Linked DNA regions of Homo sapiens: region 2 is linked to region 1. Evidence: chromatin loops called from intact Hi-C (ENCODE). Cell type or tissue: heart right ventricle. All regions are shown on one strand. Each heading gives the region's core, and the rest is flanking DNA. Links, peaks and the distances in the headings are about the cores only.

Region 1 (15,976 bases), core at 4,435-12,434:
ACTAAATTTTACCTCCTTTGCTAAGATATTGATATGAGAGTGGTGTGGAAAATATGTCACTTTCTCATGAAAAAAATAATAGGAAACCCTGAAACTTTGCTCTAAACTTTAGCCAAATTGACTCACGAAGTTTAATTTTGGTTATCATTTCATGTTCAAAATTCAGGACAAAATGGTGAAAGAAAATACTAGATAGTAGTTTTGTTACATTTGTTTTATTATCTCAAATCGGGTTTCTGTTACAAAATATGTTTAGAGCTACTATCAAAAATAGTGTCATCATATTGATCTGAATTACAGAATGGTAAGGTACTGAGCATTTGGTTCAATTTTGTCACTTAAAGGTAGCATTGGTCATGCCAATTGATGACAAGGGCATCAAAAGGAGCAATAGCGACAAAGGGAGTACTATTAACATATGCTGTTTTATAAATAAAGTCCAAGATTTGAACCAAAGTAATCCAAGCTGAAACACTGGCATTTTACATAGAGTCAAATATTATCACCAATGTGAAATGCATTACAAGGTAGAAAAATACATTTCCTATTGTTTTCAAAAGATAATATCTATATTTTATGTTTGATGTTTATTTATTTATTTATTTATTTATTATACTTTAAGTTTTAGGGTACATGTGCACAACCTGCAGGTTTGTTACATATGTATACATGTGCCATGTTGGTGTGCTGCACCCATATATGAGTTAATGGGTATGTTCGATGTTTAAATCAGAAAGTTGTTCCGCCAAAATCTGAGAAATTAAGAACTTTTTATGTAACTCTATCACTTCTTTCTGAAGTATGACATGCCATATTATGTGATCATAGCAATAATCTAATTGCAATGACTAGTTCTTACACCACAGATTTTCAGACTCACTGTGGGATGGATAGTAAAGGATGGCAATGGTTGGTTAAATAGGGAAAAAGAATACGGACCAATGAATATGCAGGATGAATGAACAGCATTTACTGATGAACAACACAATTCCCCTCTATTAATACCAAGGACTGAATTACAACTGAGATCCTTGCTCTTCACACACTGGCAAAGACCTTTGGCAGCAGAGGGCTGAGTCATTTTTATCTGCCGTGTTGCCATGGGATTCTACTGCCCTGGAGATCCTTCTACTGGCACCTGTAGCACCAGCAATGTGCATCACTCGCACTGGGAACTCTCTCAGGGAAGAAGCAGAGACAACCCACCTGCGAACTTTTCAAAATCAGAAAGTGTCATTTTTGCAGTGATTGAGTTATCTCTTTTCCATGAATGAGCATAGCTTGATCATTTTTGCTTTTAACCTGATGTCACTAAGAGCTGTATGTGTGTGTGTGTCTGTGTGTGTGTTTAAGTATAACTGACTTCTAATGTATCAATATGACAAATGAATTACTGGATTGACTCATTTTTTCTCTGAGCACAGAATATCAAGATGCATATCATTAAGCTCTGCTATTCTGTCTTGCTCAGAAAAAACTGAAAAAAATAAAAAACTTAAAATATTCAACATAATTAATCACCAATTAATACTGAAAGCATATGTTATATTTTAAATGCCTGAAATATATATATTTTACATTTTAGGGTAAGAATGAGTCTATCTAGTTAGGCAAAATTTCCATGAGATAGCATTCATCCATTTATATTTTATGATTACTCAGAGCCCTGGCTGAAATTTAGGTTTTACTTCCAATAAAGAACATTTTTCTTAGATTAATAATATCATAAGACCAAAGAGGAATGTTTGAACTTATTAAAAATAGATAACTCTTCAAATATGCTAGAACAATTTAGAAAAATTGATTTACATTTAAATAATTTATGTATTTATATGATTATTATCTGTCTGATAAAATTTTATCTGTTGCTGTCTAAGATTATTCTACAATAATTCATTAACATAATTTGAAAAATTCTCGGCACTTAAAAGTCATTCAACATTTCTTTAGAATTTATGTTCTACATGAATTTGTGAACAGAGAAGAGTAATAGAACTCAGAGCTCAATATTTTGTTTCTTTACAATTCTATGAGAAATGCATAATTTTATGAAAATTTAAAATTTTTGATTCAACTGATATTTATGGAATGTTTACTATGTGCCAAAAGGCATTAGTTGCTATGACAAAGACTGAAAGATGTCTATCCCATGTTCAATCTTTACTTCTTCCTGAGCAGAACTCTGTTTTCTGTTGGGTGTGGGAATGGCAGTGTATCTAACTGAGAAACTGCATTTCCCAGCTTTCTTTTCAGATAAAGAGGCCACATGACGAAGATCTGGCCAGTAAGTTGTAGTAGAAGGTGTACAGTGAGCTGATTTGGCCAGATGTCAGCCCTTCCATCTTTCTTCAGCTTGTTGCTTGGAACAAAAAATTGAGGGCTGGAGTTCCATGATAAAAACCAGCATTCAAAAGAGAGGGAGAGAGAGAGAATGAGGGAGAGAGGGGGGAGCGAAGGAGAAGGGGAGAGGAGGGAACAAAAGGGGAGGGGAAGGAAGGGAGAATAAAGAGAGAAAGAGAGAGAGAGAGAGAGAAGGAGATTTACTATAAACAATTGTCTCATGAGGGTATGAGGGCTGACAAGTCCCAAGATGGGCAATCAACAAGCTGGGGGTCCAGGAGAGCCAATTGTGTAGTTCCAGTCTGAAGTCCAGTAGGCTCAAGTCCCAGGAAGAACTGATGTTTCAGTTTAAGTGGAAAGAGAGGAGAAGACTGATGTCCCTGTTTGGAGGCAATCAGGCAGCAGGAATTTCTCTCTTATTTAGCCTTTTGGTTCTATTCAGACCTTCAACTGATTGACTAAGGCCCAGAAACTTTAGGGAGGACAATCTGCTTTACTCAGTCTACCAATTTAAATGTTAATCTCATCACAAACACCCTCATAGCACACCCAGAATAATGTTTGACCAAATATCAAGGCCATCCATGACCTAGTCAAGTGGACACATAAAACTAACCATTATAGTGATATGACACAGCAGCCCTGAACAGTGTGCTTCTACATTTCCTCTGTGTGAAAGAGGAATAAATCTCTACATTGTTTAGCCCACTGTTTTACAGACCTCTTGCAGCCAAATGCAATTTCTAGCTGATATAGTGACTACAGCCACATAGGATTATCTGAATTTCCCACAAATATTTTAGAATTTCAAACATCATTTCGCATAAGAAATGCTCAGCAAATACATTCTAATGTTGATATCTAAGATCAGGACAAAATCTCTACTAAACTAATTTATATGACTATAATCCATAAATTAAACCATATTATGTTATAAAAATTCTTTCTTACTTAAAAAATCCCAGTTTTCTTTCTTTTATGTTACTTTCCATTCATTTCACCTGGTTAATTCACATTCATCTTTCAGAATTATGTGTCAACCCTTCCAGGGAGTTTTCCAGACATGAGGTATTTCTCCCAAGTTCTCCATTAGCACGCTGCACTTGCTACCTTCTGTTATTTTGAATACTTAGTCATCTGATGAGTTCTCAGAGAACGGATGTTTTATTGAGGCTTCTTTTCTTCTAAATATTTGGGGCCTCATGTGAGGAGGGCTAAGTTAATTTTACTTCTGAATTCATTGCATATTATCTCACTTTGTTCTCACAAAACCATCCAACACCTAGTACTAATTTGTTTACTCACTTACTTAAACCCTTTTATCTCTATATACACTCCAATTTCTCTCTGTTATCCCATAGGCAACCTGAGTAATGTGTTCATGTGTACCGTCATATTCATACATGTCCTTGTAAATTGTTTTGTTTCACATGCAGGTATTTAACTTTTTTATTAAAGGTGTTATGCATAGTCTGTGTTTTAATTTGTTAACTAAACATATTCTGTATTTTGATTTGCTTATTCAATACTATATTTTTAAGATCCCTTCATGGTGCCATGTATATATTTAATCAATTGCATCTAGCTGGAGCATAATGTTCTCTTTAATACAGCTGCCACAATTTTCCTATTTATTCTCACAAGGACATTTTAGTGGTTCCAAATTCCCATCACCACATAACTAAATAACAAGCATTCATTTACAATTCCCTTTAGATTGTGAGAATTTGTGTGTGTGTACAATATTTATATATATTATAAATACATACACATATGTGTATAATGTATGTTTTTATGTATACATATATTATATGTACATACATGTGTGTATAAGTGTGTATAAATGTAACTATCTCTTAAAAGCTGTATTGCTGGGTCACAGGAAACTCACATGTTTAATTTGACTAAGCAGTGCAAAAATACTCTCCAAAATAGCTGAACCTATCTCCTCTCCTACCATAAGCATATGAGAATATCAATATGCCAATGTCCTTACCAACATTTGGCATTACTTACCTTCCAAATTTTTAGCTGTCTAGCCATGTAAAATGGTATTTTGTTTTTTATTTTGCATTTCTCTGATTACTGATATATTTAAGAATCACTTTACATACTTCTCAGGCTTTTGGGGGTTCTTCTTTTCTGTATCATTGTGCATTCTTATTGGATTGCTGTTTTTTGTTAATGTTGATGATTTTCAGGAGTTCCTTGTGTTCCTTATACATGAAGAAGTTTCCAGAGTTAGACATTTGAAATATATTCTCCCATTTTGCCACATGTCCATTACCTAATCCATTAAATCCCTTATTGAACAGAAATACTTATTTTGATGTGAAACAATCAAGTTTACCTTATAGTTTGTACTTTTTGAAGCTTTGTTTACAAAGTTCTTCCCCACCTCATCTCTTAATCAAAAAGATATTCTCTTATATTTTTATTTTACCAACTTCCAGATTTGTCTTTCATGTTTTGGTATTTAATTCATCTGGACTCTACCATTGTATGTGGAAATAGGTAGGAATCCAGTTTTATTTTTTCTCCATATAGTGAATCAATTTTCCCAAGGTCATTTTCTAAACGACTAGTTTTTTCCCATTATTTATGGTTTCCTGTTTATGATAAGTACATACACAAACCTGTGCGAGCTTTTTATTGTATCTTATTATGTGTGTGTGTGTCTTAACTGTTATTATTCATCATGTCAATCTCTATATCCTGGGAATCTGATAGAATGCCTAGAATTATTGTGTAGAATAAATGACAATGACCTATTTATACTAAAGCCTTTTAAACCAGTGTTCACTTAACATAATTGTCAAATCAAACAGAGCTCTCTTCCCACTTTAAACATAGCCTGATGCTCACAGTCTCTAAACACTCACAGCTGAAATCTCACTTGCTCTTGCATTTTTGTATCCACCAGCCAAATTGTATTTTCTCTTTCTTTCTTTCTTTTCTTTTTCTTTCTTTCTTTCTTTCTTTCTTTCTTTCTTTCTTTCTTTCTTTCTTTCTTTCTTTCTTTCTCTTTCTTTCTTCTTTCTTTCTTTCTTTCTTTCTTTCTTTCTTTCTTTCTTTCTTTCTTTCTTTCTTTTTTCTTTCTTTCTTTTTTTTTCTGAGAAGGAGTCTCGCTCTGTCACCAGGCTGGAGTGCAGTGGCACGATCTCTGCTTACTACAACCTCTGCCTCTCAGGTTCACGTGATTCTCCTGCCTCAGCCTCCTGAGTAGTTGGGACTACAGGCATGCGACACCATGCCCAGCTAATTTTTGTATTTTTAGTAGAGACTTGGTTTCACCATGTTGACCAGGATGGTCTCAATCTTTTGACCTCGTGATCCACCCGCCTCAGCCTCCCAAGTGCTGGGATTACAGGCGTGAGCCACCGTGCCTGGCCCAAACTGTATTCTTATAAGCATTAGGTATCTTAGTTCCCAAAGTGTTTATGCCCACTGTACTTACTGTAACTATACAGTTTAAATATTACATAAACAAATGAAATGGGAGTGAAAAGAGGGGGTTGTTTCAATAAAAACTGTTTTTGAAGTATTGCAAAAAGGAGAATTGTTAAATGATTATTGCAAAAGAGGTGTGGACTAGGCAACTGTGAATGATTGGGACAAAAGGATGTAAATAATAAAGATGCAGAAGAATTCTCCACTCAGATGGCTTTACATTCCTGTCCACTTGAGAGTAACCAAAACTGGAAAACACAGACTATGTCTCAACGGACATGTTCTATGTAATTCAGGTGAATTATAATTATAAACAAGGTATCTGCATCCCAAAATAATGGCCTCTAATCAAAAGATTGACACAAGAATATATATCTATACACACACACACATACATATACACATATATACACAAACACATTGAAAGAACATGTATGTATGTATCATTATTATAATCATTTTTATGATATTTATGATTCCTTGTTTTAATCAACTTTTGCAATTTACTAATTAATTATGAGATTGGATAAGAGACAATCTATAAGGCAACTGCATAAAGGGAGTCACAGGTTCTAAATAAGCACACATTCGAAATTTGAGAATACATTTAGAAAACTATTCTCCAAGAATTTATTTAGATCATTTAACTTTTTTCCCCTTTGATTATTAAAATTAGAGGTACTAGGGTAAAGATTATATTAACATGAGGACAGAGCACATACATCCATCTTTCCTACTACCTAATTTATTTTTATTTTCCTTTTTGAGACAGGGTCCTGCTCTGTTGGTCAGGCTAGAGTGCCGTGGTGCTATCAGGGCTCACTGCATCTTCAACCTACTGGGCTTGAGTGATCCTCCTACCTCAGCCTCCCGAGTAGCTGGAACTACAGGTGTGTGCAACCATGCTCAGTTAATTTTCGTATTTTTTTTTGTAGAGATGGGGTTTTGTCATGTTGTCCAGGCTGGTCTCAAACTGCTGGGCTCCAGAGATCCTCCTGCCTTGGCCTCCCAAAGTGCTGAGATTACAGGCATGAGCCACCACACCCAGTCTACTACTTAAATTTTTTAGAGGAACAAATCCAGAACAGCAGTTACAAACAGAAAGAATACCACCAGCTCCTGGGAAATTTTGAGGAATTCCTGAAAGATAGGAAGCAGATGGAGTCAGAATGTCAGAGAAACAAAAGCAGAGAAAACAACAGCCAAAACACACAGATGAGAAAATTACTTTTAAAAGCAATTTCACTTATAATCAAAACTCGGAATCAAAAATCAAGAGGAGCTTAGGAAATAGTCAGGGTAACTGAAGTACCACATTTTGATTAACCAGGCCAATTTCACCCCTCTTGTGCCCACTTATGTTAAACAACAGGCAGTAGCTATGAGTCTCCCAAATATTCTTTTTTAAAACTATCTCCAAAGAAAACCCAGGTCTTTAATAACGTGAGTGATCTTCAAAGATAAGGTTCTTCACACTACTGATGGGAGTAGTGTGAGAAAAACAGAGTAAGGCCTAAAAAAATCTTCACCCTCCATAAGGAAACTGGAGAAAGAAAGAGAGAGACAGAGAGGGAGAGAAAAGAGGAAGAAGAAGAAGAAGAAGAGGAAGAGGAAGAAGAAGAAGAAGAAGAAGAAGAGGAAGAAGAGAAAGAAAGAAAGAAGGAAAGAAAGAAAGAAAGAAAGAAAGAAAGAAAGAAAGAAAGAAAGAAAGAAAAAGAAAGAAAGAAAGAAAGAAAAAAGAAAGAGAGAGAAAGAGGGGCAATGGACTTCAGCTTGCGCATGCTAAAGCCATAACTACGTTACTTCCTGAAGTGTGTATTTTTGCCATAAAAGGCTCCCACAATAAATATTAGGCTTTGAAAAGTAGGAAAGTACCCCAACTAATTTAAGACTATTGAATTAGCAGAGAGCTCCCACACTCTGAAAGAATCTTCAAAAGCTGGCAAACCACATTCTTGTCCTTCCATACAATTTTCAGAGAAGGCTACTTTAATCAGAACATATGTTCACAAACAATTAAACATTGATTATCATATGCAAATATGAACCATCAACAATCACTGAGGATTTGAGTAAAAGCACCAGAAAAAAGAGGCCCCACATTCACCAAATAACAGAATGCCCAATGCAGTGGAGTGAGAAGAACAAACAGAAGACAACTAACATACAGGTACAATTTCTATCTCAGAGAGGTTTTAGGTGACAGCGCATTTATAAGACAAGAAAAGGATTTCATGAAAAAGAAGCAGAGATCTTGGAAAAACATGCTCACAGAAGTTAAAAATAAAAGCAATTCAATAAATGTGCTGAGTGGTACATTGGGAATAGCAGAAGATAGAATGAATAAGCTGGAATATCTCCCTGAGGGATATTGTTGGAATGCATGAGCAAAGGACAAAGAAATGAAACACATGTAAGAAAAGCTGAGAGATCTTTACACTATGTATATGCATTTATATCTATTTTCATTTGATCATTATAGCCACCTCCTAAGGTGGATTAAATTACTAATGTTCACTTGGCAGATGGGGGAAACAGTGTTGCAGTGTCACGCAGTATCCTAGAGCAAGTCAATAGTACTGCTCAGTCTAGGATTTGAGTCTCTTAAGCCCCAGGCCAAGTTCTTTCTGTCTTTGACAGTATGTGAATGACTATTGAGCTCAGATAACCAGTAAATTCCTGTTTTTTACATTATAGTACTAGGACATCCAAAAGGAGAGCATCAAGATGCTGTATCTCGGGCAAAGTTAAGGAGGCTGAAGCCCAGAGAAGGCTGTTGGATTTGGCAACTGACAAACTTTCAGAAAGGTTTCATCAGGGCTGTGGTTCTCATAAGTCAGTAGCTTTATTGGGAACTTATGAACCTGGTGAATTCTGGGCCTAATCTTCAGAAATTATGATTCAGGTAGTGTACATGGCTTCAGAATCTCCAATTTAATAGATACCCCAGATAATTCAGAAGCAGGTTCAGAATTGAAAGCACAGAGTGGAGGATTTGGAGAGGTCAAGGTGGCTAGAATTCCCAAGATGGAGGGCCAGAAAGGAGAGAGAGTTCTGAAGACATAGAGTTTTCCTTAAGTCTTCAGCTAAAACCTGTCAGCACATGATTGTGAGCAAATGACTGCAGTCTTAGGGAAAAAAACGCTGAAGCAATTGGAACAATTTCTGGAGATTACCCAAGACCAGAAGTAGTTCATGTCACACTTGCCAGAGTGAAATATTTTTGTAATACAAAGGGCACTAATAGAGTACTCAGAAACGTATTGCCTCACTAGTGAAGCCAAATTAGCCCTAACTCAAAGAGCGGTCATGTACATCTAACAAAGCAAAAAACCAAGCCTTGGAAGGATCAAAATCTTTCCGAGTAATTTAACTACATCCTAAAGCAGAACTCAAGGATATTTAAAGAAATATTCCTTATTCACAAAAGACTGTAATGAGAAAAATTAACTAGTAGAAACAGATCCAGAAATTACACGTGATAAAATTAGTAGATAAGGACATAAAAACAGTTATAATTACAGTCCATATACTCAAAAAGGTAGAGGAAAGCATGAACATGTTAAAAGAGATGTGGAAGTATTAAAAAGACAAATAGGACTTCTAGAGCTAAAAACAATATCTAAAGAATGAGATTAACAATGGGTTAAACACTAGAAAAAAATATTAGTGAATTTAAAGTCCTAGCAATGTAAATGATCAAAAAGTAAAATATAGAGAGAAAAGAGAGTAAAAAAAATATGAATACACCATCAGCAAACTGCAACCCAACTTTGAGCATGTATGTGGTTTGTAGTCCCTGGGTTGAAAAAAGAGGAAAGAAATATAATTGAAGAATTATGAATAAAAAATTTCTAAATTAAATGAAAATGATCCAAAAAGCTCAATGAACTCAAACACAAAGAACTTGAAGACATTTACGTGGAAGGCCTAACATAAATTAAATTGCCTATAGACTGTAATAAAGAGAAAAGTTTTTAATGCAGCCAGAGAAAAAAAGACATATTACTTGCCAATATATAAATATAAGGATGGCATTAGAGCTCTCATTAGAAATAATACGAATTAGAAAATAGTGGGGCAGCATCTTTAAAGTACTGTAGTAAAAATAATGAGAAGGATAAGGCCTTCCCTATCTTTGTGTCAGAGCCCAGAATAAATGTCCAGAAAATAGTCTGAATATAATAGTTCTTGATAAATAAGTGAATATGTAGGCCTTTTTTTCTCCAATCAATGGTTAGTTTAAGGGGTAGAGTTGTGTTTTTACAAATACAACAATCAAAATTCAGAATAAAATTGTAAATGTGAATACCATGTATCACTGTACACTTCTGCAATGGTATTTTGATATATGAGAAATCTTTAAAAACCATTAAATTTATTATCTATAGGGAGAAAAGTAGAAATGATGGATTAAAGCAAGAAAAAATAACATTTTTAAAATTCTTCTCCTAAACAAAGGGTGGTTAATATCAAGTGAAAGTCCCCATATACACTCTGGCATTCAGCTAAATCCAGTCATGCTCTACCTAGAGCTGGATGCATTTTCTTTCATTTTCTCCCTTCTCTTCATTTTCCTCGCTGGATCTATCCTCTCATAAAAGTCACCAGAAAGCAGATGAATATCCATAGAAGCAAATTCCCAGAGGGTTCTAAGGTCCCGATAGCTGTTGCTAACCTTGCTCAGAGTGCAGATGGCTGGAGGCAAACTCTCACATGAAACCCAAGGCCCAGCAGTAGAGTTCAAGCTCTTATGAATAAATCATGCTCCTCCACTCAATATTCTGGCCTTGGGTGCTGGGTAGCATTTGTCATTCACCTGAGTCCAAACATGTCATTATAGAATTGAAGAAATTTTTGATTATATATTCTTTATGAACCACCTACATACAACACTTGGGACTTCTTGGGCACAGGCACATCTGTGCAAAGAATTCTAAACTTGCTCTTGATATAATGGCCTTGACAGTGACAGAGTCTCCCACCTGCCCCTCAATGAAAGGATGCATTTGACTCAATAATAATTAGCATCCATTATGGGAGAGCTCTTTTTGAGGACTGAGTATGGTCCTCCCAGGCTGCAGGTGCAGAATTATCCCCGTGACCTTTTGCTCCAGGATCAGTCATCGAGGAAAGGAGCGGGAGCCGTCAGGAGGGAATCACAGGCTGTTTATCTTCTCTAAGAATCATTGTCTGGCCTCTGCTATTCATGTCAGCGGCAGCATTTTCCTCTCGGGAAACCTACAGGAGAGGCTGAGATGCCTCATCTGTGTGCTTGCTTGCTGGAGCCTTGCGAAGAGGCACCTGGTTTTATTTTCTGTGTATCTTTATGCTCATTCTCAAAGAAAGAAAATCTACTTTATTACAAGGAACAAAAACATAATAGAAAGAACACAGGTGGCTGAATGCTGACTGACAGGCAAGCACATAAGGAATAAGATGCCAGACAAGGCCTCTGTGTTTCCAAATGGCAGCTTCTGGCTGCCAGCGTAAGTGTGGAGCCTGCTGTGTTTGGAGGAACGCTAACCAAAAGTAGCCAAAACCCTGACCCTTCTTCACTCACAAGCTTCAAATAATGCAGGTATTACAAGATGCTACATGGAAACTTGTCTTTTCTCTCATTTGCTTTGGGTTTTTGCTTCATGTCACAGGAACAGAAAGAAAAAATCAAAAGGCAGCTGTGAACAGCTTGTTTTCTGAAGAACTGTTTTGAGAATTCTATAGATTGAATGCTTTTCTGGCTCTTTGCCATTCTTGGTGATAAACAGAACTCCTGTTTAAGCACTTCTCAGTTCCCGCTGATCCGTCATGGTGCTTTACAAATCATTTTGTACCGTCGATTACAATGATCTGTGTCCTTCCTTCCTCCCCAGCCCCAGAAGCTCCTCAGGAGAGAGTCTGCATCTGACTCATGTTTGCTTTGCCCGCCACCCTTCCTGGTGTTCCTGAGAGTGGGTGGCAGCTGGGGGAGGAAAGACCCCAGAGGCCAGGAGAACTGGGACCAGTCAATTGGAGCATTTAAGCTTCAGATTTCTATCATGAAAACTGGAGCCATAAGATCAACCCATTTACTGTAGGTCTTTATTTGAAAATCATTTTCTCCATGAACTTCACCATCAAATTTCAACACCCCTAATATTTTATATTGCCCTCCCCTACTTTAGATTTTTTTCTTTTGTACTTATCACAGTCTGAAATACTATTTAGTTTGCTCAGTTTTCTTGTACATTGTCCATTCACTCCATTATATGATGGCAGGGACTTCTGCCTATTCTGTTTCCTACTTTATTCAGAGTGGTTAAACAGTGCCTGGTATGTAGTAGGCTCTTGATAAATATCTGCTTAGCTAATTAATTAAAGAATAGAAGCATGTAAATTCTTTGCATATTGTCGTTGCTTAAAAATTGTTTGCTTAAAAGTGACTTGGCCGAATGAATAAACCAAATTAAATTCAACAAAAATGTTCATGTATTTGTGGAAGTTATTTGATAAATTACATGTTTAGTAACATTATGTCTGCTAGAGTTTTCGTACCTATATGTTTAAAAAGAAGTATTATTGGCCAGGTGTGGTGGCTCACGCCTGTAATCCCAGCACTTTTGGAGGCTTAGGCAGGCAGATCACGAGTTCAGGAGGTCGAGACCAACCCAGCTAACACAGTGAAACCCCATCTCTACTAAAAATACAAAAAAAATTTATCCAGGCATGGTGGCACGTGCCTGTAGTCCCAGCTACTCGGGAGGCTGAGACAGGAGAATTGCTTGAACCAGGGAGGCAGAGTTTGTAGTCAGCCAAGATTGCACCACTGCCCTCCAGCCTAGGCAACAGAGCGAGAATCCGTCTCAAAAAAAAAAAAAAAAAAGAAAAAGAAAAAGAAGTATGTATTATTAACTTTTCTTTTCCTACTTCAGAAATTCTCAGTGTGGCATCTATATCACTAATGGCATTAGCTGAAAGGAAAACAAAGACTCAAATTAATGTGCAAATTATAAATCTTGCTTATTGATTTGGTTGCAAAGAGCCATAGTAAATACAGAGGTGAATATAAGAATTGAGCAAGTGTTTAAACACAATTTGATTGTCCATGGGTTCACAGCTTCCAATAACATTTAGGTTGGATTATTTTGAACTCTCAGCTTTGACCTGTTTTAATTGCATTTACTGTTTTTAGAGTAATACTTCATATTACCAAGCCTGAAATATATTGTTGAAGCAATTGTGGCAAAGTTCTTTATGATTTCAAACACCTGTGGTAGGTGGAGAAATGCCCCCCTCAACCCCCTGCAAAGACATCCATCTTCTAATTCTTGAAATTAGATTACAAGAATTCACAATTCTTGAAATTGTGAATGTCACCTTACATGGAAAAAAGGGAGTTTGTGGATATGATTAAGGATTTTGAGATGGGAGGATTATCCTGGATTATCCTGGATTTTCCAGGTAGGCTCAGTCTAATCACATGAAAAGTGAAGACCTTTCCTTGTTCTGATCAGAGGGAAATGCAACAATGAAAGAGTGGTGATATGGTTTGGCTGTGTCCCTACCCAAATCTCACCTTGAATTGCAATAATCCCCACATGTCAAGGGTGGGGCTAGGTGGAGAAAATTGAATCATGGGGGCAGTTTCCCCCATACTGTTCTCATGATGGTGAATAAGTCTCACGAAATCTGATGGTTTTATAAATGAGAGTTCTCCTGCACAAGCTCTCTTGACTGCCTCCATGTAAAATGTGACTTTGCTCTTCATTTGCCTTCTGCCATGATTGTGAGGCCTACCCAGCCATGCTGAACTGTGAATCCATTAAACCTCTTTCCTTTATAAATTACCCAGTTTTGGGTATGCTTTATTAGCAGCGTGAGAACAGACTAATACAAGTGGTCAGAGAGATTTGAAGGTGGAAGAAGGGAAAGGGGGCCTCAAGAAGCTACAAAAGACAGGGAAATGGCTCTCCCTCCAGGTTCCAGAAGGAAGCACAGCCCTGCTGGCACCTTGATATTAGCTCAATAAGACCAATATCACATTTCTGACCTACAGAACTGTAAGATAACAAATTTTTGTTGTTTCATGGCACTCAGTTTGTCGTTGTTTGTTACAGCAGCAATAGAAAAACTAATATTCTACCTGTTCTGATCTCACTTCCCACTATGTCCCTCTCTGCATTTTATTCTAATAGCTATATTTGTGCCCCAAAAACATGGAACATTGAATCAAGACAGAGACTTCCATACCTTTACTCTTACTGTTCCCTCCACTGGCACCATGTCCCCACCTTTAAAGCGATCACCCATTATTCACAGTCCAGATTGAATCATCTCTGGGTCCCAAGTCAAATATAATCACTCCTTTTTCATTTCTTTTTCATTGAGTTCTTGCACACTTAAGTAGCATTTTTTTTTACTTTGTCTTGCAGTATGTTTACTTTGGTCTCCTCCACCATGGTTCCCAAAGGACAGAGCCCTGTGCTTTTCATCTTTGTATCCTTTACAGCACCTAGCTTAGAATCATACATGCAACGCCCATTTGATATATTTTTGCTAATTAAATGACTGCAGAATGGCAGATTGTCTGTTTATTTTCCTAATCTGTGGAAAGAGTTGTAGGAAACAGTATTGCTCAGTTGTGCTCTGGGTTTGGTAGAGAAACAGTCTTGGATGCACATTAAAGAATGGATAGTAAATATCTATTACCAGGTGTCAGGAAGTTAATTCATGTGAGATCTCATAAGTGGGTGGAAATGCTTATAGAAAACAGCCTGAATGACTCGGAACCACTAAATAAAAACACTATATAATGTAATCAAAGACAAAAAAACTGAATAAGTAATAAAACAGGTGGTTGTGTGACACAACTCAAAGAGAAAGGGGCTATTCCCTAAAAATAAAAATTAAAGGACAAAATTTCAAGAGGTTTGCTTAAAATGAGAATGATCAAAAAAATACACTATAAAGAAAAACATATCCAAGAAGAAAGGATGAGAACACAGCTCAGTCATAAAAATGGCAAGCATCTTAATTCCTCTCCATGCTCAGAAAACTCACTGGCAAATAGAACATTTAACCTATTTTTTCTTTCATTCGACAAATATTATTTCTGTACCAAATATCTGTAATATATTTTGATAATTTCTGGGGATATGGAATTAAATGAATATACTTCTTGCTATAAAGTTGCTCACAACATAGTAAGGGCAGAAGGTGGTTTATATGGAGTAGGTTTGAAAATGGAAAAGGGAATCCACAGTTATAATTCAGTGGAATAAGTGCCAGAGTATTTCTATTACTCTTTCCTATGTACATTAGTTAGGATTTTTTTGGCTATAAAAAACCTAACTCAAAATAGATTATGGAAAGTGGAAATGTATTGACCTCTATAACTAACAAGCTCATGGGTGGAGCTAAATTCATTCATAGCTGGATTTGGGGCTCAAGTAATATCAAAAGAGCCAGATCTTTTCATCTCTGGGATCTTCTGTCTTTCATTGGTTGGTCTTGTTTTCAGGTTCCAGATGGAGGCAAGATGAATTCAGTTTTTCTCTGTTTTATTTCCAGTGTAACTGAAAGTTGACTCTTCGTGAACTTCCAATAAAATGTTATTACTTTTCATTAGTTCTGATTGGGCCATTTGCTCATCTTTAACAAATTGCCATGATGAGGGGAATGCGATGCTCTAATTGACCAAACATAGCCATGTTTGGACTCTGATTCAGGGGAGCAACCAACTCTGCTTAGAGCACCGCAACTGGGAAAGAGGGAAAAGATGGTACCCAGATGAAATTCAGGGTACAGTTACAGCCAGAAGGGGAAAAAACTGCTGAGAGGCATAATAAAAGATGAATGTCCACTACACGATTGAAACAGAGACAAAGAATAACTGAGGGAAGTAGGAAATACAATGTCAAGAAAAATTTTATTGATAAAATAATTACTGAGCTGAATTTTGGAGGACAAGGAAGAGTAAGCTAGATGAATGTGCTCCTGTCCTTACCCCAGAGGTGAAAGGTAGGTGCAAACCACCAGGTGAGGTCACCAAGATTAAAGTCATTTAGTTCTGTTTCAATATGGGTTTTCCTTTAACTGCGGATCAAAGACTGTCAGCATCTATATTATGGAAGATAATTATTTTAAAATACAACTTTATCAGGCCTCACTTCATACCACCTAAATTTTGGATCCTTGGGGCTGGGGC
Region 2 (15,976 bases), core at 3,301-11,300, 140 kb after region 1:
TATACGGCAAAACTCCAAACCCATGCAAAGTTTGTCTGAATTTAAGTTCAGCTACTATTCTCATCCTATCTGCAATCAAGTGAAGTCAGTTTCTATTGGCCCGTGGAGGCTCAGACCTACACAGAACCCAGAACCAGTCATCACCCAGGCAGAAAGTGGATCAGAGGCCCGTAGTTGAGCCAAGCTTTGCTTCATGAGGCTGAAACCATGGCACCATCACTTATACGTCCATCAGGACTAGGTACATTGTGCCTACATTGACCTCTGGGAATTTCTCTTCTGTCAACCCAGAGTTCGTCAGCTTGGATCTTTTCCTCCCAACACTTTAGAACTCTGGTAACAACAGACATTTTGCATGCTTTCCCAATTATTTGGACCTCTAACCTTTTCTAATCTTTCAGAATCCTCCCTATACTATTTATTTCTGAGACTACTTTTTCCTGGCTTTTTTCCCAGTGACCCCATACTCTGTGGCTGTGCCATGGTAAAAAAGGAATCATTGTCACTGCAACAAGGACTTTAGTTCTATTGCACCATGGCTCCCTATAAAGCCAGCAGTAATTTGGCACCATGAGGCTTTAATTTAAATTCGTATTCCATGATTTCAATTTAGCAAACTTGCTGAGGCCCTCCTCTATGCTAGATGCTCTGTGAAAATGACTACCTGCACCTAGCCCCCAAATTCACAACCACTCCCCTCCCCAAGATTTTTTGCTTTTAAATTAGACATGAGGAAGAGTTAGTAATAAGGGAAACAGCTGACCCTGAATGTCTCACCCTCTGAAGCATGAACCCAAGGTTTTCTCTGACTTATGAATCATATTTAAGATGACAATACTCTTTGAAGTTATTTTTCTTGAAGTATTAGCAAGAGGCATGTCCTAGGCTTCTCAGAGAGGTTTTGTGTAAATTAATGCTGCTTCTGGAATACATCAAAGGAAGTATAAATGCACAAATCATATCAGAGTCTCTCTCCAAGGTGTTTACTTCCCAAGCATCTAGACCAGCACTGTCCAACAGAAATAGAATGTGAGCTACACATGCAATATTTAATTTTTTAGTAGCACCATTTAACATAGTAAAATGAAACAGGTAAAATAAATTTCAGTAACACATTTAATTTAACTTATTATGTTCAAAATTTTATCGTTTCAATTAAGTCTTTAAAATCCCGTGTGTATTTTACGCTTACAGTACATCTCAGTTCAGCCAAGTCACGTCTCAAGTGCTCAATAGCCACGTGGGCCTAATGGCTACCACATTGGACAGCACAGTCTCTGTTTAGTTAGTGAAAGCCACCCAAAACAAAGCTATAGACTTAGAATAATTCTTTTGAATTGTTAAACTTTTGTAATTGACTAAACATGGTCCAATAGCCATGCCATTAGATCTTGTTTAGAGGCAAGCAAACTGTTGACCTGAAATAATGTTTTTGAATCATCAAAGCTTACAGAATTGTATAATTGATGAACTTGGGTCAATGACTTGCTTAGATTTTGTCCAAATGTGAAAGGTTTTCCATTTCAAAAAACTGTAGCTATGAGAATTTAAGATGTCACGATTAATTGGGTAAGGATTTTGATACTGGGCTATTTCACTTTATGAACAGAGCTGTCTCAAATCCACCAAAATGACTTATGATGAGAATCTCTATACCAGCAGCAGAAAACAAGCTAACAATGCTATTGAAGTCAGAATGTATCATTTGCATATCTTGTGACATGTCTGTGGTAACACTTTGCCCTTGGCAAAGGTCAGAGACACAGACATGGAGCCTCAAGGACTGGTCTCCAATCTCCTTATAATTAGCTTTGCAGACATGAAATTCCTGACCCTGAAAAGAGAATGCCTCCCTCCACTGAGAAACAGTATCTAGTCTCTTCCTGTGTGAGAATGTTTTGCTTCAATGTAAACAAACTAAAGAGTTGAAAAATGAGGTGCAAATATGCTCTCTTCCAAGTAAACAACCAAGCCAGTTAGAATATGATTTTCCTGGAATGTGTTGTGAATTCCAAAGGCAGGCACACACTTGTCAAAAGAACAGAACGTCCTATGATGGATATGGACTGAAGTGGAATACATTCATGCATAAATTCCACAAATCCAACCATGCATTTACATTTTTATAATGTTTACATATATATATATATATATATATATATTCAAATATTTTCTGGATCTTAAGGCATAGCAAGTGTTTATTTTAAAGAACTTTGTTTTGTGGATCATTAGAACCAATCTTATTTGGTAGCATCACTGAATATTACATCACCTTCTAACATCTCTGACGCCTGTCTTGCTTTTTGTTTTTTTAACAAGAGAGATACAACACAATGACTAAAAAGAGAAATGCTTCCCAAACTACTTAAGTATCTTAGAACAATTTTAATTAAGTATGGTTTATTAAGCTACTAAACATCCAGCCAGATAGGTATATGTCCCCTGCTACTTATATTCCTAACTGGAAGGGCTTTTGTTAGTGTTACCCTTTGAGTTGGTTCTCAGGGCTGGGGGTAGGGTGAGGTAAGTGAAGCATTCACTTCAGGTGCAAAATTTGAGGAGGCATCAAAAAACTCAATAATCAAGAAAAATAATGTTTCTAATACAACATTTTTTAAAAATCAAAATTAATGCAAAAAAATATGATGAAAAAAATAACAAAACTTTAAATAAAGACAAAATGTGACCCTGCACAACTCTGCCTCAACTCCTTCACCCTAGACCTAGCTCTGTTCAACCCCCTGCTTTGGAGGGAAGAGTGAATGGTCTGTGGGTGGATTGCAGACAAGGAATCAAGCGGTGTGCTCTTCCTTCAGAGTTGAGCAACCTGCTCTGTTCCTCTATACTGTGAGCACCATCTGGTTAGGCCCCCACTATGGGAGGGCTTGCAGCTGGCCAGAGCTGCCATTGTCTCTAAAGTACAATCATATGTCTTTCAACAAAAGCGACACTTTCTGAGGAGTGCATCATTAGGTGATTTCGTTATTGTACAAACATAAGTAAACATCAGTGTACTTACAGAAACCTAGTTGTATAGCCTACTATGTATCTAGGCTATATGGGATAGCCTATTGCTCCTAGGCTACCAAGCTGTATAGCATGTTACCGTCCTGAATTCTCTAGGCAATTGTAACATAATGGGGAAGAATTGTGTATATAAGCATATCTAAACATAGAAAAGGTACAGTAAAAATATGGTATAAAAGATAAAAATTTGTGTGCTTATATAGGACACTTACCATGAATGGAGTTTGCAGTACTGGAAGTTGCTCTGGGTCAATGTTAGTGTGAAACTGACCCAGTTGTCCCATAGAGCTGACGTTTATGGTTTCCTGGACTAAACATAGAAATGGATCCACCCAGTTTTAAAACTTGAGAAAATTATACTTGTTTTGTCTGAGTTCCTTTCTCTGGAAACCAACCATCAGACCTCCCAGATAGTAGCAAGGAGTTGAAACTCACCAAATCACTTCATTTGGACAGTGAGATGTCAGACCCCTCACCCCCATCATGATTGCCTAACTGACCACCTGCTTTCCATTGACCAATTCCTCTTACTTATCCCTCCCCAATTCCTGTTTTCCCACACAGGATTACATTTCTTCCCTGCTATATAACCCCTAATTTTACTGGTCCAGAGAGGTGGATTTGAGACTGATCTTCCATCTCCTTGGCTGTAGCACTTAATTGAAGTCTTCTTCCTTGGCGATATCCATTGTCTCAGCGATTAGCTTTCTGTGCGGTGAGCAGCAGGACCTAACCTAGACTGCACCCCTGATGTTTTGGTAACAAATGAGTGGTGAGTTAATGTGAAGGCCTAGGACATTACTGTACACTACTGTAGACTTTATAAACATTGTACACCTAGGCTAAACTAAGTTTATTTTAAAATATTTTTCTTTCTTCAATAATAAATTAACCCTAGCTTACTATAACTTTTTTATTTTATAAACTTTTTTATTTTTAAAATTTGTTTATTCTTTTGTCAAAGCACTTAGTTTAAAACACAAACACATTGTACAGCTGCACAAAATTTTATTTCCTTATATCTTTATTGTATAAAGTTTTTTCCATTTAAAAAACTGTACTTTTTAAACATTTTTGTTAAAAACTAAGACACAAACACACACATTAGCCTTGGCCAACACAGGGTCAGGATCATCAATATCATTGTCTTCCACATCCATATCTTGTCCCACTGGAAGGTCTTCAGGAACAATAGCATACATGGAGCTGTTATCTCCTATGACAACAATGCCTACTGGAACACCTCCTGAAGGATCTGCCTGAGGCTGTTTTATAGCTAACACTTAAAAAAAATAACTAGAAGGAGTATACTCTAAAATACCAATAACAAATATGTTTAGTAAATACATAAACCAGTAACATAGTCATTTATTATCATTACCAAGTATTATGGACTGCACATAATTGTATGTGTTATATATACCTTTATAAGATTGGCAAGGCAGTAGGTTTATTTACACCAATATCAGCACAAACATGGGAGTAATGCATTGCACTATGACTTTATGATGGCTACAATGTCAAAAGCAATGGAAATTTTTCAGCTCCATTAGAATCTCATGGGACCAATGGTATATACACTGTCTGTCATCGACTGAAACATTATTATGTGGCACATGACTATATTAGCAAGCCCACCTTGTTTAGAGACCAAGCATCAGGTTCCCCAACAGTCTTGGTGAAAACAGCAACATTTTCCTCTCCATCTGCCTAACTTTTGTGGATGTGTATGTCTCTTAATAGATTCTGAATTCAGGCAAGTGAAAAGGGGTAGTTCGTTCTGAATCCTCTAACATCCAGTCATATAATACTGGAACTCCTGCACATTCTTGTAGTCATCATAACAAATAGTCTTATGTTATACAGATGCTGTGCATCAGTCACTCTTTCCTATGTGTTTTAGGATGATAGTGGTAGGGCCATTCAAATTCCTGTATCTTAAGTTCACCAGAAATAAACTAAAAATATTCTTTATTTCCTCTGGGTTTGCTTCTGTTTCATTCTGTAGAGAATACTTGAAAGAAGAACTAGGCATATTTTAGTTAGACCCTAAATGATCTTAGGCCTACTTCTCATGACCTTCAGACAGAGCCCATCACTGCCACCAATTGTCACTAGTTGTTGACTTCCCAAACATAACACAATATGAATTGCATCAAACTCTGTCTTCAATTGGCTTGTAGTCTAAAATAGGCCAAACCAAATCATATAGGCTGCATGGAAAATGGAAAATGTATTGAATAATTAATTAAGGGCACAGAAATATCTTCTTCATAAAGAAAATGAATTCTATTGCTACATGTCCTGATTTGAGTCTTTATTTCACAAGGTAGAAATAAGACGGGGACCCATAATAGTGGCATTCCCAGAGAAGAGGGGCATGATACAACAGTAGTTTTATGCAGTAAGAACAATTAAATGTGCACAAAATAATAAGCGATGTTTTTCAAAATTTTGATGCCTGAAGAGAAGAGGAAAGGGGCAGAATTGGAGTGCACTTGACAGAGAGGAGAGAGAATGACCTGAGACCAGGTAGGTGGGAGATAGGAAGACACTGTCAGAAAACAAATACCAGGCTCCAGAAATTATCGGCAAAAAGGGACATAACTTCCTTTGTCCATAGCCAGCCACCTGCTTTCACATGTACCTTTAAACTCCCACACATCCTTCATCACTTGCTTACTAATGCCTGGAATTCCTTTATCTGCAAGTGAAGGTATTTATAAAAAGTCAGATGAAGAATCATTAAATTCAAATATGTATTGACATCACGAATGAAACTCAATCACAATAAAATGTAGGCAGCTAATCCATCATTAAACTCCTCATTCTAATGAGGCAAAGACTGAAATATGAAGATGAAGATATGCATGCACTGGTTACATTTGTATCCTCAGTACCTAGCACAGCATCGGGAATTAGCATGTGCTAGATAAATATTTGTTGCATGAAGAAGTCAAGGAAGGAATGGAAATGGGGCAAGATAGAGAGAGGGTTGATGGGGGGTGCTGTGAAAAAGCAGGGAAGCAAGAGAGTAAAAGTGTGTGCGTGGACACAGATGAAAGGAGAATGGCTGGCCCATCGTGACACGGATTTTTCCAGGTGCTTTGTATTTTTCCATTAATTTTTACAACAGTCATGTATGTAAACTATTAAAGAATATGTTCAGCTTCTCATAGCAGAAAATCCAGCACACAGCAGCTTAAACAAATAGGGGATTATTTTCCTCTCCAACTGCCTGACTTCTGTGGATATGTGTGTCTCTCAATAGATTCTGAATTCAGGTGAGGGAAAAGCAATAGTTGGTGCTGAATCCTCTAAAATCCATGCACATAATACTAGGACTTCTACACATCCTTGTAGTCATCATAACAAATAGTCTTCTGTTATACAGATGTGTGCATCAATCACTCTTTCCTACGTGTTCAAGGTAACAAGGTCTATGTAGGCAGGTGAAGACTGGTGTTAGTTTAGTGGCTCAACAAGGCTGGCAACTTTATGAGTCTGCTTTATAGCATAGCGGCTTCAGTTTCCTACCTAAGGTCCATATTCAGAGGGAAAAAAATGAAGAAAAAGAGAGAACCAATGTGTCTTTCTACCTTCTCAGGAAAGCAAGTCTTCAAGAATTCTCATCAGATTTCCACTTGGAACTCATTGGTTAGAAATGTATCACCTTGTCTACTTTTCAGCAAAAAGATTCAGGAAAACAACTCCTTTTTCTGGTCAGCTTGGCATTCTGAATGAAATCTAGGTTTTGTTAGTAATGAAAAAAAAAGGGTGAATAGATTTTTAGTAGGCAATAGTTTTCTAATGCAATGATAGAAAATTACCACAAATGTAGCAACTCAAAACAACGTAATAGAAAAGAGAGCCTTCCCAAATACAACACACACTTACTATAGCCCAGTTTCTGTGAGTGTGGAGCTTGGGGATGGCTTAGCTGGGTCCTCTGCTCAGGATCTGAGAAGGCTACAATCAAGTGTCAGATGAGCTGTGTTCCTTTCCAGAGTTGAAGTCCTCTTCCAAGCTCAGGTGGTCATTGACAGAATTCATTTCCATGCTGCTGTATCACCAATGTCCTCAGGTCCTTTGAGCTGCCCACAGTATCCTGCCATGTTGCCCTCTCTCTTCACACCATTCACTTCACAGCAGCTTGCTTTAAGCTCAGCAGCAGAGCCTCTCTCTCTTTCCATCTGTCTATCTCTCTCCTCTCTTTCTCTCTGTCTCTCTCACTCTCATCTGCTGATATGGTTTGGCTGTGTCTCTACCCAAATCTCATCTTGAACTGTGGCTCCCATAATTCCCACGTGTTGTGAGAGGGAGCCAGTGGGAGATAATTGAATCATAGGGGGAGTTTCCCCCATACTGTTCTCATAGTAGTGAGTAAATCTCACGAGATCTGATGCTTTTATATAAAGAGTTTTCCCATTTGCTTGGCTCTCATTTTCTCTGTTTGCCTGCCACCATGTAACATGTCGCTTTGTTCCTCCTTGCCTTCCACCATCATTGTGGGCCTCCTCAGCCATGTGGAACTGTGAGTCAATTAAACCTCTTTTCTTTAAAAATTACCCAGTCTCTGCTATGTCTTTATCAGCAGTGTGGAAATGAACTAATACATAGGCTAAGATGAAGTCTCATATAACGAAACATAATCATGGTAGTGACAACCCATCACCTTTACAGCATAACATCATCTAATCAAGGGGGTGACATCTCACAGCCTTTGCCATATTCCTTTGTTTAGAAACACGTTGACATGTTAGGAGAGGGGATCATACAAGGGCGTGGATCACTAACTAGTATTCCAAGGGGGTCATCCTAAGGTGTGTCTGCCACAGCAATAACAATGTAATAGAGAAACCAAAAGGGGATTCATTGAAGCTTGGAAGCCCACTTACGTCACACAACAAGTAAAGAGACAATACCAGGCAATACTGTCTGGAAACTCCAGATGTCCGACTAGGTGAGCATTTTCTAAAATACTTTTACAGACCTCACTTTTACAAGATAATATCTGGTGAGTTTCGAAATAAACAGTTTTGGAATGCTAGAATAACTAAAGTTAAACAGATTTCTCTAATTAAAAACTTTTTATCACTTTTATTGTAAATCTCATAGGAATGAAAGCCTTCCCAAATTAATCTGATGCTGGAACACTTTTGTTCATAAAACAATAATAAGAATAGCTAAAAACCATAAAGAACATTCTATGCCACAGGCATTATTCTAAACACAGTCATAGGTCAATAATACTGAAGGGGCTGCCAGAGGCTGTGCTTGTGTGTGCTTGTGTGCATGTGCACGTGTGCTGATACGGGTGGCTCCAGGACAATATATGGCAATACATGGATGGTGCAGCTTCTTTTTCTCCTCCCTCCAACTCCCACACTTCCAATCTCACACCAATACCTGCAGCAAAGGGGCCTAGAAGAGATAGTGGTAAAAGGATGAGAAGGATGAACTTGAAAACGAGAAAAAAGACACAATTCCTCACATCTTCAGACACATGGAACATCATTTCAACAACCACTGAATGGCTCAGATCCAGATCTCCAATTCCAGGTCTAGTGCTTTGCCAGTTCTGTTGTGGCAATGTGTATTAAAGAAAAAGAATGGCTAATTTGCTAATCACACATTCTGTAACAAGATCCATTCATATCTAAAACTTTTATCTGGTAGGAAAGGGATAGACCAGAAGCTGCATCTTTTATAGTCTTCTCCCTGAAGTTACCAAGGTTGATTTATGTTTTTATTTTGTTACAATCTTCTGCTTTCTTCCTGACTTCCTTTGGTTGGTTATCCATTCCCTGAGATTTGTTTTCTTAAAAGAAGGATGGAGGATGATGTTAGCTGGCAGCCAGGAAGTGGGTGTCACCGCCACAAAAGGTCAGTGGAGGGCTACAACCAGCATCATGGAAAGGGGCCTCTTAGTAAGGAAACATGGCCGTGCATTTCTCCAAGACCACGTGACAACCAAGAATCCTCTAGAGCTGGACAAGAGGAAATATTCCGGGAATGGCTTTGTGGTTGGCTGGACATTTGCACAAAGTCCTAAGAGAATTTTTAAGGGACCTGCCCAAACTCTGCCTGTCTATGTAAAAACTTTACTTGCATTCTTTGTTTCTTCATTTTCTACATTAAGACTGATGTCAAAATGAAACATAATTGGGCAGTTAGCAGCATTGCAAAAGCAATGAACTGAGATGTAACCCATTCATAAATAAAACCTATTACTTAATCGTTTACATTCATACAAGTATTTTTAGTTTTTGAAAATAACCAAGGAAATTCTCAGAAAATGTCAAGAGAAAAACTCAAAAGAAAGCCTCTCACAGACATGCAGGAGTCTGATAACAGTTTAAAATATTAATCTGACCTATTTTTTTTTTTACTTGTTACAACTTGGGCTTGCTCTAGATCATACCATCTTTAATTGGTGCGTTTGCTTTGCACTAGACTGTTTGCCTTTCTTCAGTTAACGAAGGAATTTTCCTGCATGAAATGATACAAACAAAGGTCAGATATCTGGGGCCAGAGTGTCAGCAGGAGCCCATGTTCTGGACTGTAAGGGGTAAATTACCACTGGTCACAAAGAAAAAGAGAGAGAGAGAGTAATTGGGTCTTGGTTTTCTGTTTTCCTGCAGGAAGATAATTGTGTTATTCACATGTCCATTTCCACTTAAGGAAAAAATAAACACATAGCAGATTACAGTATTCCAACACTCTGAATTACCCTTCTTTATCTCCATTTTAAAAGCGAAAGTCTTTTTCTATAACCGGTTAATTCCTGAGCTTCTGTCTTGTCTTCTTCCTCACTATGGAAGGATTTCTTCCCAGCACATGTTTATGTATTTTGAGGACTAACTAGTATTTCAAACTTCAGTATTCTTGCTTTTCTTTACCACACACTAATGAGAATTATTCTTGAATAACATTGTGCATTAATTATGGCTCCAGAGAGCAAGATTCCATTCAAGTTCAAGATAGGTTAATTCTAATTAGCATAAAGGTTAGAGATTGAATTTGAAAAGCTACTGTAATAAGCCATGAAACAACCAGGAAAACCACAGATTTTCTCTATGGGTAGTGATATATTGTGTTTGTTTATTTGTTAACACAAGCCGTAGTTCAGGAAGGGGCTGGATCATCAGACAGCAATGAGACCTGGAAAGGATGTGGGTAGTTGGACAGGGGCAGGGAGAAGAGAGTGCATTAAGAGGAATTAACAGAAAATATAATATGTAATCAATCCCTCAGCTCAGGAGGCAGCAATCTTTTCCTGTCAAAAGCCAGAGAGCAAATATTTTAGGCTGTGTGGACTACATACAATCTCTGTAGCCAATTGTTCTTTGTTTGCTTGTTTTTCTTAGAATGCTTTAAAAGATAAAAGCTATTTTTAATTTTTAGACCAAACACAAACAAGACGCATGCCAGACTGGGCCAATGAACTGTAGTTTGTGAACCCTGCTTTAGTCCATTTACACACAGCCATTAAAATTGACCTTTTTTAAAAAAAAAAAAAAAAAAGATTCAGAAATAAAGATGTCTAGTTGTTTAAAAATAGCTCAATCAGGTCATGGGTCAAATATGAGAAAACTTTTGGATTGTTAAAATATAATCCAGGGTGGGCCAGGCACAGTGGCTCATGCCTGTAATCCCAGCACTTTGAGAGGCCAAGGTGGGCAGATCACTTAAGGTCAAGAGTTTAAGACCAGCCTAGCCAACATGGTGAAAGCCCGTCTCTACTAAAAATACAAAAATTGGGTGAATGTGGTGCTGGGGGCCTGTAATCCCAGCTACTTGGGAGGCCGAGGCAGAAGAATTGCTTGAACCCAGGAAGCGGAGGTTGCAGTGAACTGAGATCACACCACTGCACTACAGCCTGGGTGACAGAGCCAGACTCCATCTCAAAAAATGAAAATAAAATAATAATAATAATCCAAGGTGTTAAGTCAAAGAGACAGATTTATTTGTGAGTTTTTGTTTTTTTCCCCCAACCCCCCCCCCAAAAAAAATTAAACTTAAAAAGGTGATTGTAGCGTCTAATTAAAGTTTTGGACTTCAAAAATAGAAAATTTACTCTTCTTTATCTATTTGTCTAAAATCCATGAAATATGTCGTAAGAGACCATAGCTGCCTAATATAGTCTGAGGACTGCCAGTTATATATTTCTCATAAATGCCAGGATAATGTTAATTCTTGGTTTGGCTATAAGAAAGGAGGAAGAGGATGAGAAAAACTAAGACAATATAATAACCACCAATAACCGATATAATTAACAAGCGTAAAGACTAATAATTAATAACCATTTAGCTGAACAGATGAGCTTTTAAAAGGCACAATCAAAGGTAAAAACTTTCTTTCTCATCACAAAAATGTAATCAAACAAAGACTACTTAATTATTTAAGATGAGTCTTACAAAAGCTAAGAGTCCTCCTCCATGGTAGGAGATGAGGTCACTGACCCAGGGATTGTAGAATGAAGGTTTTCTGAAATTCCCTTGCATTGCTTTAATGTTAGGGGGAAATACTTTTATCCTATCCCCATCTTAAACACCAAATTCCTTTAAAGTCTTTATGTGAATCTTGAATTCTCCCCTGCAATAGATTCTCACCATTTTCTTATCAAAGAATGGCCGATTCATTAAATTTCAATGAATGCTATTAAAATTTCAGTGGGATGGCCCATGCCTACCTTACAGTTTCATCAACTCCTAATGCCACACACCCTTGAGGTCACACCTTTTCCACATTGACTTGCAGGGAGCCAGCTGCAAGGGGCTGAAGAATTTCCACTGCCAAAATATACCCCTCTGCCCCAGTGACTGAGTGTTCACCTTTACAAACTCCCAGCTATTAGCTAAGGCTTCTGGTTAGGACAAAATGGAGGACAAAATCCAGACCTAGGGACCAGGAAAAATTCTTTACATGACTATGTGTAGTTTTCCAAAACATACCTATGTCACAATTTGCATCAATTAGAGAATATTTTATATGTACCAGAAAACTGCTACTGAAAAGGCAGAAACTAGAAATCCTTGGGCAACATTATCATTTTAACACCGATTTTAATCTATCTGCTTTGCTTACAACACTAAATTACTATTAAATCAAGTTTAGCCGAAAGCTCCTTACATATTTTAACTTCAGCCTAAAAATTTCTCTGTACATAGTGAACTGCAACCTAACTGGACATGTTAACAAACTGTAACCTGTTCTTGTACCCATCACAGAGTTTTGGCCAATCACAGGCAGCCGACTGATTAAATCATGTGCCAATAAGGGAAAACCCAAGCTGTAGCCAATCCAGCAGTTTCTGTACCTCATTTCCATTTATTGTCCATAAATACAACTTGACCATGTGGCAGCTCCAGAGCCCTCTTAGCCCATTCTGGTTCAGGGGACTGCCCAATACGTGAATTGTTCTTTGGTCTATTACACTCTGTTAAGTTTAATTTGTTTAAGGTTTTTCTTTTAACATAACATCATACTACAACAATGAGAGGAATGCTACATTACTCCCACTTTACAGCTGAGAGAACTGAGTCTCAGAAAGGGTAAGTAACTTGCCCACAATACCAGGGCTGGTAAGTAGAGAACAGTGTGAACCCAGGTTGTTTGACTCCACAGCCTGTGTTCTTTAACCCTCTGCTCTTGACAATATTATTCAGACACAAAACTACGTTAAAATCAAAATATTTATGAGTAATTTAGCAACTTCTTACAGTTATATTGCTTTATGCTGAAATTAACAATACCTCTCTTTAATAACCCCATCACTGATTACCATTATAATGTAAGCTGGCATATTATAAAGAGGAAAGAAAAAGAGTACTTCTCGCTCTTAGCTTCCTATGGATCACTGATGTCTGGTAGAATCTAATGCACCACTTCATTAGCTTGTACTTAATAGTAAATTGTTTGGGCCCTGCAGAGCCCCTAGTGGTCTCACCAGCCACCTTTCATGCTTCCATTTGTTAATGTTCAGCTGCTTCTTCTCATTAATATGGAAACATGAAGTGATTTCAGCTTATTTCCAAATTTTGTCTTGATACCAAGTGGTCTTTTCTCTGGGTATGGGTCTTTGGGTAGCCACTGGAAGGTTTTTGTCTGAAGTCTGAAATGTCTTATAGTAACACAGACATTCCTTAGAAACTGAACTATCTCATAACCCTGATAACAAGCAAAAGTAAAAATTGTCAGGCAATTTGACAATGCAACTATAAATCACCATGACCTGCTCTTCATTCCCCATGAAGACTTGCTCTGACATAGTTCTTCGCTTCTTCCAATACAAAAAGCATGTGACTCTCTTGGACTCCGGCTATGGAAAAAATATTTGGCTAATATGTTTCATGCTATCCTAGGTTTTTTTCCCTATAATTAACTCTCAGATGGACTTTGTCAGAGTTGTCCTCATCTCGTTCAGCAGTCATTTTTTCTTGCTGTATGAGTGTGATGAAGTTAACATGTTGCCCCACTGTGATCATCTCAGCTTTCCAAACAAAAAAATTCACTCCGCAACTATCAAGATGGGCAGAAAGGCAATTTGAGCTTCCTGCTTCTGCATGCTTTGTATCTGTGAACTTTTCCATCCAAAGTTCAGGGGGTTCAGGGGTAAAGGTATAGCTCCAGTATGCATCATTTCTGGTGTGCAGATACCAGACATGTAAGCAGCCCTTAAAACAAAAGGATGTGTGTTTTTGATAAAAATATTTTTATTTTTTAGGAGTGTGAGAAACTGTCTGGGCTTACAGAAACTCCGTCAATCTTGGATTGAGCGCCTATTCTCCTTCATATAGTTATAAGAAATAATATTACAGTGTTCAATTCTTTCAGTTTCAAATCATAGTACACAAAAGCATATAATACAACTTGCCATTTAACCACTTATTTATTACTGAAAAGTGATAGTGTACAGTTAATTGTCCACACAAATGAAGCAGAATACTCTTATAATTATTTATATTTATCAAAAGATCGTGCTGTAGTATTGCCCTGGTTTTATGAGTGAGTTGCCTCTATTTCTACATTTCATTTTATATTAGACCAAGGGAAAATTCTAGCCCAACTCTTTAACCACCATCCTAACCCCACCCCTTTAACACCATCCCTGTGCCATTCCTTTACTCCCATTTTACAGCTTATGTCCTTTCCTTTAGTTCTTATAAAGTGTTCACATGCAGTTTTACTTTTGAATGTCATACTGAATGGTATGGATTGAATTGTGTCCCCCCAAAAATTCATATGTGAAAGCCCTAACCCCCAGTGCCTCAGAGTCTGATTGTATTTGGTATTTGGAGATGGAGTCTTGAAAGAAGTAACTAAATTAAAATGAGGTCATTAGGGTGGGTCATAATGCCGTATGACAGAACATTGTAATAAGAGGTTAGGACACAGACCACACTTGAGAGGGATGACCATGTGAGGCCACAGTTAGAAGGTGGCTATCTTCAAGCCAAGGAGAGAGGCCTCGGGAAAAAAACAAACTGCTAGCAGGGCATGGTGGCTCACGACTGTAGTCCCAGCACTTTGGGAAGCCGAGGCAGGAAGATCATGAGGTCAGGAGTTCAAGACCAGCCTGGCCAACAGGGAGAAACCCTGTCTCTACTAAAAAAAAAAAAAAAAAAATTAGCCGGGCATGGTGACACGCTCCTGTAATCCTAGCTACTCACGAGTCTGTGGCAGGAAAATTGCTTGAACCTGGGAGGGAGAGGTTGCGGTGAGCCGAGATCGTGCCACTGGACTCCAGCCTGGGTGACAGAGTGAGACTCTGAAAAAAAAAACAAACCTGCCAATGCGTTGATCTTGAACTTCTAGCCTCCAGAATTGTGAGAATATAAATTTCTGTTGTTCAAATCAGCCAATGTGTGGTATTTTGTTATGACAGCCCTAGGAAACTAATACACTAGATAAATTACAAAGATTTCAATATGGAGAGGCAGACCAGACATGTGCATAACAGTCAGAGCTTCCAAAAAAGAAGAGTTTCTAAAATCAAGATTCTAGTCAAGTTATTTACTTCCTACTGGTAAATTGCAACAATTACAAAATAGAGACATCGAGACTGTGTTGTGAGGATTAATGAGATCACATTGGCTAAGTGCTCCTTTAGAGATAACTACATAATTTACCACCTGGGTACATGATTTTTAAAAACCCAGTTTTCTTTCATGTGCAATGTATAGTGAGTAACGCCAGCAGCCTTCATTAATCTTCTTTCTTTTTTTTTTTTTTTTATTAACTAATGCTGTTATAGGAGGGGTTTTGAACCAAGGCTAAAACCAAGAAATCTTAAAAAAAAAAAGGAAGAAAAGGCAGATAACTAAGAAGGCAGAAAAGAAATTGATTTCTATCATTTTTACTGAATACATTAACCTTATAGCCAAATTCCACCAAATTCATTTGTCAGTCTATGTAACAAAACAGAATGAGAAAAAAATTCCAAAGTAGATCAAATTGGAATAAGATCTACTGGATGGACATCTCTTTGAACTTCAATTTCTTTATCTGCAGAAGTGATGACCAAATGCTCCATCTTTATCTGCAAAATGCAATGACAAGCTTCCTTCTTATAATTACAGTCTAAGTAATTCAGACCTACACTCCTATTGAGAACAAGCAGTCAGACAAAATATTTAAAATGATAATAATATTTTTATCTTAAAAGCATCTAAGAGATAATGAGATACTGAGGAATTATTGGGTGAAAATCTGGAAGATGAGATCCTAGAGAGTAAGGCCAGGACTCAAAGCTACTTTTGCTCTGAAGTCATCTTCTGATTTATTAAAAATAAAACTGTGACAAAACTGAGTTGAGTTTTTGGCAGATTTAGAGGCTAGAAAGTGAAAACTTTAATCCCAAGGTGTATCAAAGGTGGGGACTCTGATAAACCATCCTCAGTGTATTAGTCAGCTCAGACTGCCATAACCAAGTATCACAGACTGG

The links. A loop is a pair of places that touch in the nucleus more often than their neighbours do. Peaks named below come from ENCODE experiments on the same cell type or tissue, not always from the same donor. Only the 100,000 strongest peaks of a DNase experiment are listed, where the experiment ranks them.
Region 2: it touches region 1 in a loop (2.1-fold over the local background); 6 of 110 quality-filtered maps call a loop at or near these places.

Annotation. Positions count from the first base shown.
Region 1 is chr6:113,307,123-113,323,098 of GRCh38, forward strand. No RefSeq gene overlaps it. Among named protein-coding and RNA genes, the nearest start is that of LINC02518, 120 kb to the right of the region's middle. In heart right ventricle, for the core only: no CTCF peak of the experiment used is centred there; no DNase peak of the experiment used is centred there; H3K27ac peaks cover 849 bases.
Region 2 is chr6:113,448,388-113,464,363 of GRCh38, forward strand. No RefSeq gene overlaps it. Among named protein-coding and RNA genes, the nearest start is that of LINC02518, 23 kb to the left of the region's middle. In heart right ventricle, for the core only: no CTCF peak of the experiment used is centred there; no DNase peak of the experiment used is centred there; H3K27ac peaks cover 1,018 bases.